Regions from separate parts of the Homo sapiens genome. Here region 2 is linked to region 1. The links are chromatin loops, found by intact Hi-C in ENCODE. Cell type or tissue: heart left ventricle. All regions are shown on one strand. Each heading gives the region's core, and the rest is flanking DNA. Links, peaks and the distances in the headings are about the cores only. Region 1 overlaps SYN3 (synapsin III). Region 2 overlaps SYN3 (synapsin III).

What was found. Hi-C counts contacts between places; a loop is a spot of excess contacts. Peaks named below come from ENCODE experiments on the same cell type or tissue, not always from the same donor. Only the 100,000 strongest peaks of a DNase experiment are listed, where the experiment ranks them.
Region 2: a loop joins it to region 1, with 2.7 times the contacts of the local background. A loop is called at or near these places in 7 of 110 quality-filtered maps.

Annotation. Positions count from the first base shown.
Region 1 is chr22:32,758,126-32,763,500 of GRCh38, forward strand. The region is part of intron 6 of SYN3 (synapsin III); the gene reads right to left. Among named protein-coding and RNA genes, the nearest start is that of TIMP3, 41 kb to the right of the region's middle. In heart left ventricle, for the core only: no CTCF peak of the experiment used is centred there; DNase peaks (open chromatin) are centred at 2,906 and 3,336; H3K27ac peaks cover 1,935 bases.
Region 2 is chr22:32,625,699-32,631,073 of GRCh38, forward strand. All of the region lies in intron 6 of SYN3 (synapsin III), which reads right to left. LOC107985545 (a long non-coding RNA gene) reads left to right here. Exons shown (of 3, transcript XR_001755504.2): 2 at 1-217; 3 at 2,648-4,221. Among named protein-coding and RNA genes, the nearest start is that of SYN3-AS1, 53 kb to the left of the region's middle. In heart left ventricle, for the core only: a CTCF peak has its summit at 2,517; a DNase peak (open chromatin) is centred at 1,473; H3K27ac peaks cover 3,202 bases.

The DNA.
Region 1 (5,375 bases), core at 288-5,287:
GCATTTAAATATTGTTAACTTTATGTAATAGTATTTAGGTTGGGGATTGGTTTGTTTCCGGTTGTACCAAGGATAGTTGTATTATGTTAGGCATAATTATGACCTTATTATTGTCTTTATTTGAAGATTATGTATGATCTGAGGAGATGTGTATGGGTTCAAGTTAACAAGGGGTGGACTTGTGATGGTTAATACTAAGTGTCAACTTGATTGAAGGATGCAAAATATTGATCCTGCGTGTGTCTGTGAGGGTGTTGCCAAAGGAGATTAACATTTGAGTCACTGGGCTGGGGAAGACAGACCCACCCTTAATCTGGTGGGCACAATCTAATCATCTGCCAGTGAATATAAAGCAGGCAGAAAAATGTGAAAAGACAAGACTGGCCTAGCCTCCCAGCCTACATCTTTCTCCCGTGCTGGATGCTTCCTGCCCTCAAACGTCGGACTCTAAGTTCTTCAGTTTTGAGCCTCAGACTGGCTCTCCTTGCTCCTCAAGCTTGCAGACAGCCCCTATTGTGGGACCTTGTGATTGTGTAAGTTAATACTTACTAAACTCATATATATATATATATATATGTCTTATTAGTTCTGTCCCTCTTGGGAACCCTGACTAACACACTGCCTAAATACTTTGTGTTTGAATTTAATATGGAATTAGGTTCTAGGCTCAGATAATTATAAATGACTTTTCACCTATATGGTGTCTGGTAGGACCAAATCCAACAGTCCTGTGGGTAGCAGGACAGCTGTTGGCTGTGCAGAGTATCCTGTATGCATTCCCAGTCCCCCTGACTATCTGCCCATAGTGCCCATTGCTTGTGATGATAACCAAAAGTCTTCCCACAAGTTTCCAAACTGCATTTCAAGGGAGGGTCCTGTCCCCATGGAGGACCATTAACCACATCATTAAGATTTACTCATAAGATTATATCCCAACCTCTCAATATCTCTCTAAGTTCTTTAAGCCCTGTATTCAGTTGTGGTCGCCAGATGGAAGAGACAGAAGCAAGAGGAGGTGGAAGGAGCCCCAGAATTAGACAGGGAATCCAGCTTGCCTTTCCACTGCTGCATTCCCAGGCCTAGCCAGCACACATGAGGTGTTCAACAAATATTCATGACATGAAATTATTAGCCGTGTAGGCTTGGGGAAATTATTTAATCTTCCGGAACTGTCAATTCCCTCTTGGTAAATGGATGGTCACACCATGGGGCTCTTGAAAGGACCAAATATGAGAAAGCCCAGGATATGTACAAGGGGCTCAACGACTATTAGTTGACCATGAAAATCGTGGTCCTGCTACCATCAGGCTGGGATGAAATTCTCAATCATGGCACAGCTAACAGAAGAGTGTTTTCAAATCAGCCTGTGACTAGACTACTTGACATTTTGGAATGTAATTTCTTCCAACCTTGAGATCTGGCAGTTCTGAGACCCTTGTCTTGACAGAGCTGGTGGTGAGGAGAAATGTCCCCATCCACCCTCGACCTGCCTGATTCCTACATTCCTACCACCCCCAGCACTCACCCACCCCCAGCCAGCACCCACGGCACCCCCAGCCAGCACCCACGCACCACCAGCCAGCACCCACCCACCATCAGCCAGCACCCACCCACCCCCAGCCAGCACCCACCCAGCCCCAGTCAGCACCCACGGCACCCCCAGCCAGCACCCACGCACCACCAGCCAGCACCCACCCACCATCAGCCAGCACCCACCCACCACCAGCCAGTACCCACCCACCCCCAGCCAGCACCCACCAACCAGCAGCCAGTACCCACCCACCAGCAGCCAGTACCCACGCACCCGCAGCCAGCACCCACCCACCAGCAGCCAGCACCCACCCACCCCCAGCCAGTACCCACCCACCCCCAGCCAGCACCCACCCACCAGCAGCCAGTACCCACCCACCCCCAGCCAGCACCCACCCACCAGCAGCCAGTACCCACCCACCACCAGCCAGCACCCACGTGCCCCCAGCCAGCGCCCACCCACCAGCAGCCAGCACCCATGCATCCGCAGCCAGCACCCACTCACCCCCCAGCCAGCACCCACGTACCCCCCAGCCAGCACCCACCCGCCCCCAGCCAACAGCCACGCACCAACAGCCAGCACCCATGCAGGCCTGCGGCCCTTCCTTGATTGAGTCTAAAGGAAGGTCTCCCTCCATTCTGCTCCTGCCCTGCCCTTCGGTTGAAGGAGAGGAGAAGCAAACAATTACTGAGCACCTCCTGCATGCTTGGAGCTTTATTCTTCCCCAAGTTATGCTGCTAAATCTCGTTCTCGAAGTGGGATGAAGGGGAGTGACATCCCACACATGAGGAAACGGGGCTCAGAGATGGTAAGTAATGTCATGTGCCCAGGGTCTCAGAGTGGGCATGAGGTGGACATTCCTTTTGGAGTGGTCTTCCCTTCCACCACAGTCAGGGGAGGTTGACAGAAGGCACATGCAGGGCCCCCCGTGGGCAGAGCTCACATCACACCAGCCTCCCACCGTCTACCCTAGCCCACACCCACAGTGCCCAGGCTTCTGAAATTCACCAGGCTCTGAGGGTGGGGCTCCTCTGTCCTTCCCCACTGGTTCAGAGGGGCGGTGTAAAGACAGACAGGGAGAGAAGATGAGGAAAATGTCAGCAGGCCTCAAATGCCAGGGGTACTGGGAGTGAGTTGGAACCAGAGCAATGGATAGATTTTTAGCAGGACCAAAGAGAAACTTTGAGTATATTTGAGAGTGAGATGCTTTAGAAGACTATGATGGGCCAGGACACTTCACACTGCCCAGGCAGCTGGTCCAGGGTCAAGGAAACACTGGCGTCATAGATATTGTAAGGGGTTCCTGTCTTACAATGTTCCTCTCAACCTCCCATTTCCAGTCTGTTCCCTCTAGCAGGGGGAGCTCCCGGGGTACACGGTGTCCCAGCCAGCTCTTCAATCTAGAGGACAGCAGCTGCTGCCAGCCTCTGAGGGCTGGGAGGTGGAGAGTTGAAGCCCACTGGGTCATCTGCTGGTCAAATGCTGCAGGGGGCAATGCATCTTCAGTTCTAGTGTTAACCTTGCTGCAAAGGTGCTGTGTGACCCAGTGCCGGTTACTGTTGCTTTCCTGGCCTCAGTTTCCATATTGCCAAGTTGAGGGGATTGGACTAGTTGATTACCAAAAGCTCTCTTTCCTTTGGTTTTTATGAGGAGCAGGAGCCCAGGGAAGAAATGGGACATGAGAGAGAGGCAAGGGGTGGCCGATAGAAGCCATGCGCGTGAGTCACGAGAAGGGGTGTGAGATCCCAAAAGGAAGCTGAGCAAATTTGCAGAATGTCAACACCCCAGGGCAGGTCACTCCTAGCCCTTCACTGACCCTGGAAGGGAGTGGGGGGACAACAGCAAGGTCAGGCTTCCCAGAGGCCATGGGATTTAGCCAGCTTGCTCCTGAGGGCTGGCAGCCCAGTTTTGAGCACCTCTTGAAGGCAGTGGGGCAGGTGCTTCTGGTGGGGGTGCCTCTGAAACCCCAGAATGCAGTATAGTCCCAGAGAGGTCAGGTCCTGCAGATTTCTTTGGTGATAACAGCTGCTTTGTTTTGCGGGGAGGCCACAAAATTCCTTTTAAAGCAAGATTTCCTTCCTCCATTTATTTATTTACTTTTCACCCAGTGATTCAGCGAAACAACCTCAAAACCAGTCTCCAATGGGAGGCAGGAAGAACCAAACCCTCAAACATTAGTGTCTCTGTGAGGTTTTGCCTGGTGGAATTTTCCTTAAAATAACTGCACCCGGAGATTGTCGGATACGGGATGGGGAAGGGGAAGACCTGAAAACGGGGTCCTGCGGGGCTTGTGAATGACTCAGATGCTGGAGTGAGGAGTCTCAGGAGTCTGCCCTGAGTGCCACCTGTCCTTAGCGAGGGCTTGGGTGGGTGATGGCATCGGTTTTCTCATTTCACAGACTCCAGAGGGTGCCATCTTCCTGAAGACAGAACGAGCCAGTAGTTTGAACCCTAAGTGCAAGAGAAGGGACTCAAGGCAGCACGTTTATAGCAGTGGGGTAGGATTTTAGCGCCATCTTGCTCCCTGTCCATACATCCTTCCTCAGGGTTAAAGCAGTGGGCTGGGACTGGCATCCTCTTGCTCCTGTCCATGCGTCCTTCCCCAGGGTTATAGCAGTGGGCTGGGACTGGCACCCTCTTCTCCCCGTCCATACATCCTTCCTCAGGGTTATAGCGGTGGGCTGGGACTGGCACCCTCTTGCTCCCTGTCCATACGTCTTTCCCCTAATTCCTAATGCAATGGCTTTAGTTTCTTTAACTCAGTGGGAACAACAAACAAACAGAAAATGTCTTTCTCTTTGTTATAACACATCTGAATTGGAAAAGGACCAACAAGATAAAAGGTTGTGGTGGAAATGGTGCCAGATTAGAAATTAATTCAGGATACCTGGGATCTATTTCAGCTTTGGTGTATTAAGCCATGAGACCTTGGGGAGGTCACTTCCTAAAGGGCATAAAGATGGCCAGGGTCGCGAAACCCAGTGTCTGCAACCAGGAAGTCAGGTGATATAGAAGAACAGGTCTGCTGATGGACAGAGCGAGGTGGGGCGGGCGCCCTTGCATGAAAGTCACATGGACTTGGGGGCACGCCCTGGTTCCCACTTATTGATAGGATGATCTGGGGCAAGTCAACTCCTTCTTTCTGAGCCTCAGCTTCCCCATTTGTAAGGTAAGGAAAATAGTAATCATCTCAAAGGGCTGTTGAGAGAATGCACAGGGAAGAGCTTGGTAAGCCAGAAAGCATGAGTCAAATAGGAGATACTTTCATTACTCTAGACACTTAGGAGCAAGGAATATTAATCACATAGTCCTCAAGGGGACCAAGGCTAAATAACAATAGCTACAATAACAACAATTAGTATCTTATTGAGTGCTTACTATGTGCCAGACACTGTTTTGAATGCTTTGAATGTATGAACTCATTTCATCTTTTTTTTAAAGTGTAACATAACATATACACAGTAAATTAGTAAAGTGATCTATTTTTTGTTGTTGTTGTTTTTTTTTTGAGATGGAGTCTCACTCTGTCGCCCAGGCTGGAGTGCAGTGGCACTATCTCAGCTCACTGCAAGCTCCGCCTCCCGGGTTCACGCCATTCTCCTGCCTCAGCTTCTCGAGTAGCTGGGATTACAAGCGCCTGCCACCACGCCTGGCTAATTTTTTTTTTGCATTATTTAGTAGAGATGGGGTTTTACCATGTTAGCCAGGATGGTCTTGATCTCCTGACCTCATGATCCGCCTGCCTTGGCCTCCCAAAGTGCTGGGATTACAGGCGTGAGCCACCACGCCTGGCCAAGTGCTCTAATCTTAAGAGTACTTCTTGATGAAGTTTTACATTGGTACA
Region 2 (5,375 bases), core at 124-5,123, 130 kb before region 1:
CCCACCTCTTCCCCTGACAGTGCCATGATCTCCAACCAGGCTACCCAACTCCTGACATTCCATGGCTGAGCTTTGGACTGAGTTGTGCAGATGCTTACTGAGCACCTGCAATGTTGACGCCATGTGAGGATTCAAGCAAGAGCAAGACACATTTTTGGATGCTTAGTCTTAAGGATCTAAGTCTTCTTGTGCACAACAGATAAAGATATCGATAACCGTAAGTCAAGGCCAAATATTCTGCATCACAGGAAAGGTTTCAAATCAGACAGAGCTCACGTCTACTGGGTGGGGAAGGAGGAATCAGGAAAGGCTTAAGGAAGGAGGAATCAGGAAAAGCTTAAGGAAGGAGGAGGTGTTTGAGATGGACCTTGAAATGACCGTGAAAGGAAATGGTTGGGGGTAGAGGGAGGAAAGGGTGTTCCCAGTAGGCAGAGGGAATGGCTTGAGAAGAGGCTGGGCTTGGGAGGAGACTGTGCTGAGGGTGCCTCTTGTGCAACACAGCTTGGCCAGCACTCACAGGCAGGACACACCACACATCTTTCCTGCCACCCTCCTCTGCACCCAGGGACACACACGCATCTCTCTGGGCAGGGGCACACTCAGAAGCTGAGACTTCTGTACACCTCCCAAACCTGACAACAATGTGTGCTGAGATGTTAGGGATGATGTGGGACCTAAGGTGGCAAAGATGGGCTGCGGTCATTTCTGGGAGGGCTCTGATCGTCCTGGTAGAAAGTGGGGTTAGAGTAAGGCAGGGAACCTGTTCAAGTGTAGACAAAGAGAGAAGAGTTCATTAGGAATTTACAGCTTTGAGTAAACAAGGACCGAGAGTAGGTTTTTCAGAGGGGAGGAAGGAAGGCGGGAAAGGAATGAGCACTTGGGCAGAGCTGAGAAAGATGGGGACTCTGTTGACCTGCCCCAACCGGGGAATGGTGGAGCAGGGAGAAGTGTGGGAGCACAGACTCATGAACTTGCCACAAAAGAATCACAGAATTTCTGATGTGGAAGAGGCTTTGGTGCTACCCAGTTTAACCCCCTTATGTTATGGAGGACACTGGGTGCCCCGAGTGTGGAGGTGCGGGCACCAATCCTAGGGTGACAAAGCTGTCGTTTTATCTTCCACAGCGTCTATCATGTAGTAGGTATTTGGTGAATGTGTGTTGAAACGATGAAAATGTTGACTTCTACCTAGAACTGACCTCGTAAAATGGAAAATGAGGTCCCTGGACACCTGGTTGGTTGGCAATAATTTCCATGTAAAGGTGTTGTCTCCCTGCACCCCCAGCTTTGGAGGAAGCCCCCAGATGATGCTCTTATGCCCCCACACAGAGTCTCAGTTCCCATGGAGGGCCTGCCACTGGCTGGGGCGTCGAGGGGTAGCGAGCTGTGCGGTTCCTCCTTCCCTCCCACCCACCCTCCCGGGGTCGTTGTGTAAGTGGGGGGTGGCAGTGCGGCGGGCGGGTAACTTCCTGCAACAGCGGCAGGGCTGGGCATCCGAGCTGGCACGGTTCAAGTGCACCACAGCATTCTGAACATTTGGGAACACAGGAAGGGCTGCGTTTTTTAAGCTCCCTTTGTTTTCAAGGAGGGGCCAGAGTCCATGGGGAGGAAAGAAACAAAACCAGGAAAACAGATGACTTGCTTTGCAAAGATAGTGTGTACGTATGCTGCAGCTTCTGTGAGCCCTAATGCTCTGCTGTCCCTCTACACTTATGCACACCTACACACCCTGACGCACACTCACGGCAGGTCACACCACACATCTGTACTTCCATCTTTCTCTGGCACCCAGGGATGCAGACACACATCTACCTGGGCAGGGACACACCCAGAAGCTGAGACTTTGATACACAGAGACACCTCCCAAACCTAACCACAGAGGGACATCCACACACATGGATGGGCAAGTGCAATCATACACACATGTAGGAGTATGAAGCTTTCATGCATAGACATCCAGACACCCAGACACACACAGAGACATGCTCGGAAACTCCAAGACCCCCATACTTATAGAAAGATCCAGACTGAACACACACACACACATATGCAGGCTTGTGTACACACCCATCCCTCCTTGAAGAAGCTCCACCTGTACAAACACAGAGGAGCATTTTTTTTGTTTGTTTTTGTTTTTGTTTTTGTTTTGAGACAGAGTCTCACTCTGTCGCCCAGGCTGGAGTGCAGTGGCACCATCTCGGCTCACTGCAAGCTCCGCCTCCCGGGTTCAAGTGATTCTCCGGCCTCAGCCTCCCGAGTAGCTGGGACTACAGGCACATGCCACCACGCCCAGCTAATTTTTTGTATTTTTAGTAGAGACGGGGTTTCACCGTGTTAGCTAGGATGGTCTCGATCTCCTGACCTCGTGATCCGCCCGCCAAATCCCAAAGTGTGGGGATTACAGGTGTGAGCCACCGCACCCGGCCAGAGGAATGTTTTTACCAGGGGTCCAGGGAGCCTGCACACCCTCAGCCCTGCTCTCGGCTACCAGAAGAGTGTGGGCAGGCAAGATACAGTTCCAAAAGGCTCCACAGAGAGGGGCCAATGAGTCCTTTTGCTTTTCCCCTTGCTCTTGATGTTAGTGTTTCTAGAAGCTTCCATGTAGTGCCCTCATTTAATTTACAAGTTTGAATTCTTCTTTCACAAGGTATATTGAAGACCATTACTGGAAGTGAGGGGAGATGAGGAGGAAGAGGCCCTGGAAGGACATCTGGGACTGGTGGGAACAGCAGCTGGATTACCTGCTCCTGCCTGGGGATTTCTCTACATTCCCAAGCTGGTGCTGACAAAGTGCAGCCCCAAAGAGGCTGGGCCAGAGAGATTGGAAGAAGAGCTCTCAGGGGACTCCCACAATTCCTCTGACAATAAAATGAGACAGAGAGGTTAAAAGTCATTTAAATTTGGCCGGGCGTGGTGGCTCATGCCTATAATCCCAGCTACTCCGGAGGCTGAGGCAGGAGAACTGCTTGAACCTAGGAGGCAGAGGTTGCAGTGAGCTGAGATCATGCCATCGCACTCCAGCCTGGGGCACAAGAGCGAGACTTCGTCTAAAAAAAAAAAAAACCTCACTCAAATCTTTAGTTACAAGCTGGAAGATGCCGGGCTGTTCCCCCTGTAAGCTGTGCTGGCCGCTGGTCATGCTTCCTGTGGTGTGCTTTCAATTTCCCTCGTTGTAACTGAAAAGTGGGGGCCTTTTCTCTGAAGGAAGAGGCTGTGGTCTCCCAGGTGCCCTGTTGGGCTCTTTAGGGAGGGACTTAGACCCAGGAGGGCTCCTAGACCTGGGCAGGTAGAATTGCTCCGCCTGATAGAAAGAGAACCTGGAGCTCTCCAGGCAAGCTGGGCAGGTTTATGAGCTCGGAGCCTGAGAGGTGAAAGGTGAAGCTCCTCCCCTTCTGCTCTGACCCTGTCGTGTGTGCTCCCCAAATATTTGGTGAAATCCATCCCACTCAGAAATCGCTTTGGATTTGAGCGTGGGATCTGGGTCAGTGATAGCAACAGAGCAGCCCTCGAGGTAGGAACAGAGGCTTCCCCATCCTCTAGGAATTTGCATAAATATACTAGGAGATTGTGAAATGAATGAAAGTCCAAGAAAATCACATCTAGATCTGTGAGGCAAGGAGAGAGGCCCAGATGCCATCTGGGTAACATATGGGAAAGTGTTTGCAAACTTTAACCACTACGTAATGCAAAGAATCATTTGCTATCCTTGTTATATACAAAAATCTTCATCAAAATGTTTGCATTGAGCAGTTGAACCTAATGATGAAAGAGGCTTGCAAGAGCAGGCTGGCCGGGTCAGCCCTGGGACAGCCAGCCCAGGCTTTCTCAGGCAGGCGGCACGGTGTGGACGAGAGGTTGGTGGGCAGGGATTGGCTTCCTGGGTCCAAACACCTCCTTTTTCTCTTACTATCTTTCTTGTCTTTCACAGGTTTATTTAAACGCTTTATAAACTTTTTTCTTTGTATTTTGCCAGAGCCATCCCCTGGGAGCCTCTTTGCAATCTTCCTTCTCGTCCAGCTCCCAGTATAAGTCACCTCCTTCAAAGCTCTTTGAATCCTGATGGTGCCCTTGACTGGGAGAGGCCACATAGTGGGGTGGTTAAGAGCATGTACCCTGGAGGGGAACAGAGCTGGATGATCAGGGCCAGGACTAGGGTAAGGAGGGTGAGACCTGAAAATTAAATAAAAATGAAAATGAAATGAGATGAAAATTAAATAAAAATCTGAGAAGGTGCCTGCAAACTCATAAATCAAAATAAATATTTTAATGTTATTTTATATAGGTATGTATTTTTTTTTTTTTTTGAGACGGAGTCTCGCTCTGTTGCCAGGCTAGAGTACGGTGGCGCGATCTCGGCTCACTGCAACCTCGGCCTCCTGGGTTCAAGCAATTCTCCTGCCTCAGCCTCCCAAGTAGCTGGGACTACCGGCGCCCACCACCATGCCCAGCTAATTTTTGTATTTTTAGTAGAGACGGGGTTTCACCATGTTGGCCAAGATGATCTCCATCTCTTGACCTCATGATCTGCCCCCCTCGGCCTCCCAGAGTGCTGGGATTACAGGCCTAAGCCACCACACCCGGCCGTATGTATGTATTTTTAGAGATGGGGTCTTGCCATGTTACCCAGGTTGGGTTAAAGTGATCCTCCTGCCTCAGCCTTCCAAATAGCTGAGGCTACACGTATGTCCCACTGTTCCTGGCCTTATTATTGTGATATTTAAGTAAATGAATATCAATGTAAATAAATTCATGATGAGCAAAATACTAATATTTTAATGAAGATAGGATCCAACCCTACATTTGCATAACCCTGTCTCACTTGCCTGCCCTGATCTGGTCCTTTCTGAATTTGTATCTCGGCTCTGCCTCTTATTAGCTGGGGCACACTTTTAAAAAACTGATGTGCACGTTACAAACAGTAAAATGAATACTTTTAAAGAGTACAGATCAATAAATGTTTATATACGTGCACAGCTATGTGACCAACACTTAATCAAGACATAGGCCATTTCCATCTCTGCGGCAAGTTTCCCCTTAGGACTTCCTCTTGCTTAAAATGCTTCAGTGGGTGTTCACTGCTGTCAAGATAAACATCAAATCCTTTTGTCCTGGCCCCTTCACAGGCTACAGGTGTGTTCCCTACTGTTCTATGAGAAGCCAAATACAGGTGTTTGACCTGAAAACACCAGTATATCTAGCACATCCCACTGCTGAGCCTCTCAAAGCTGACCTTGGCTCTGAATTTAACAGCAACTCGGATTCCAACCCTAATGCTAACCTCAGCCAGAGGGATGTTTAAAAATACCTGCAGAGGGCCGGGTGTGGTGGCTCACGCCTGTAATCCCAGCAATTTGGGAGGCCGAGGCGGGCGGATC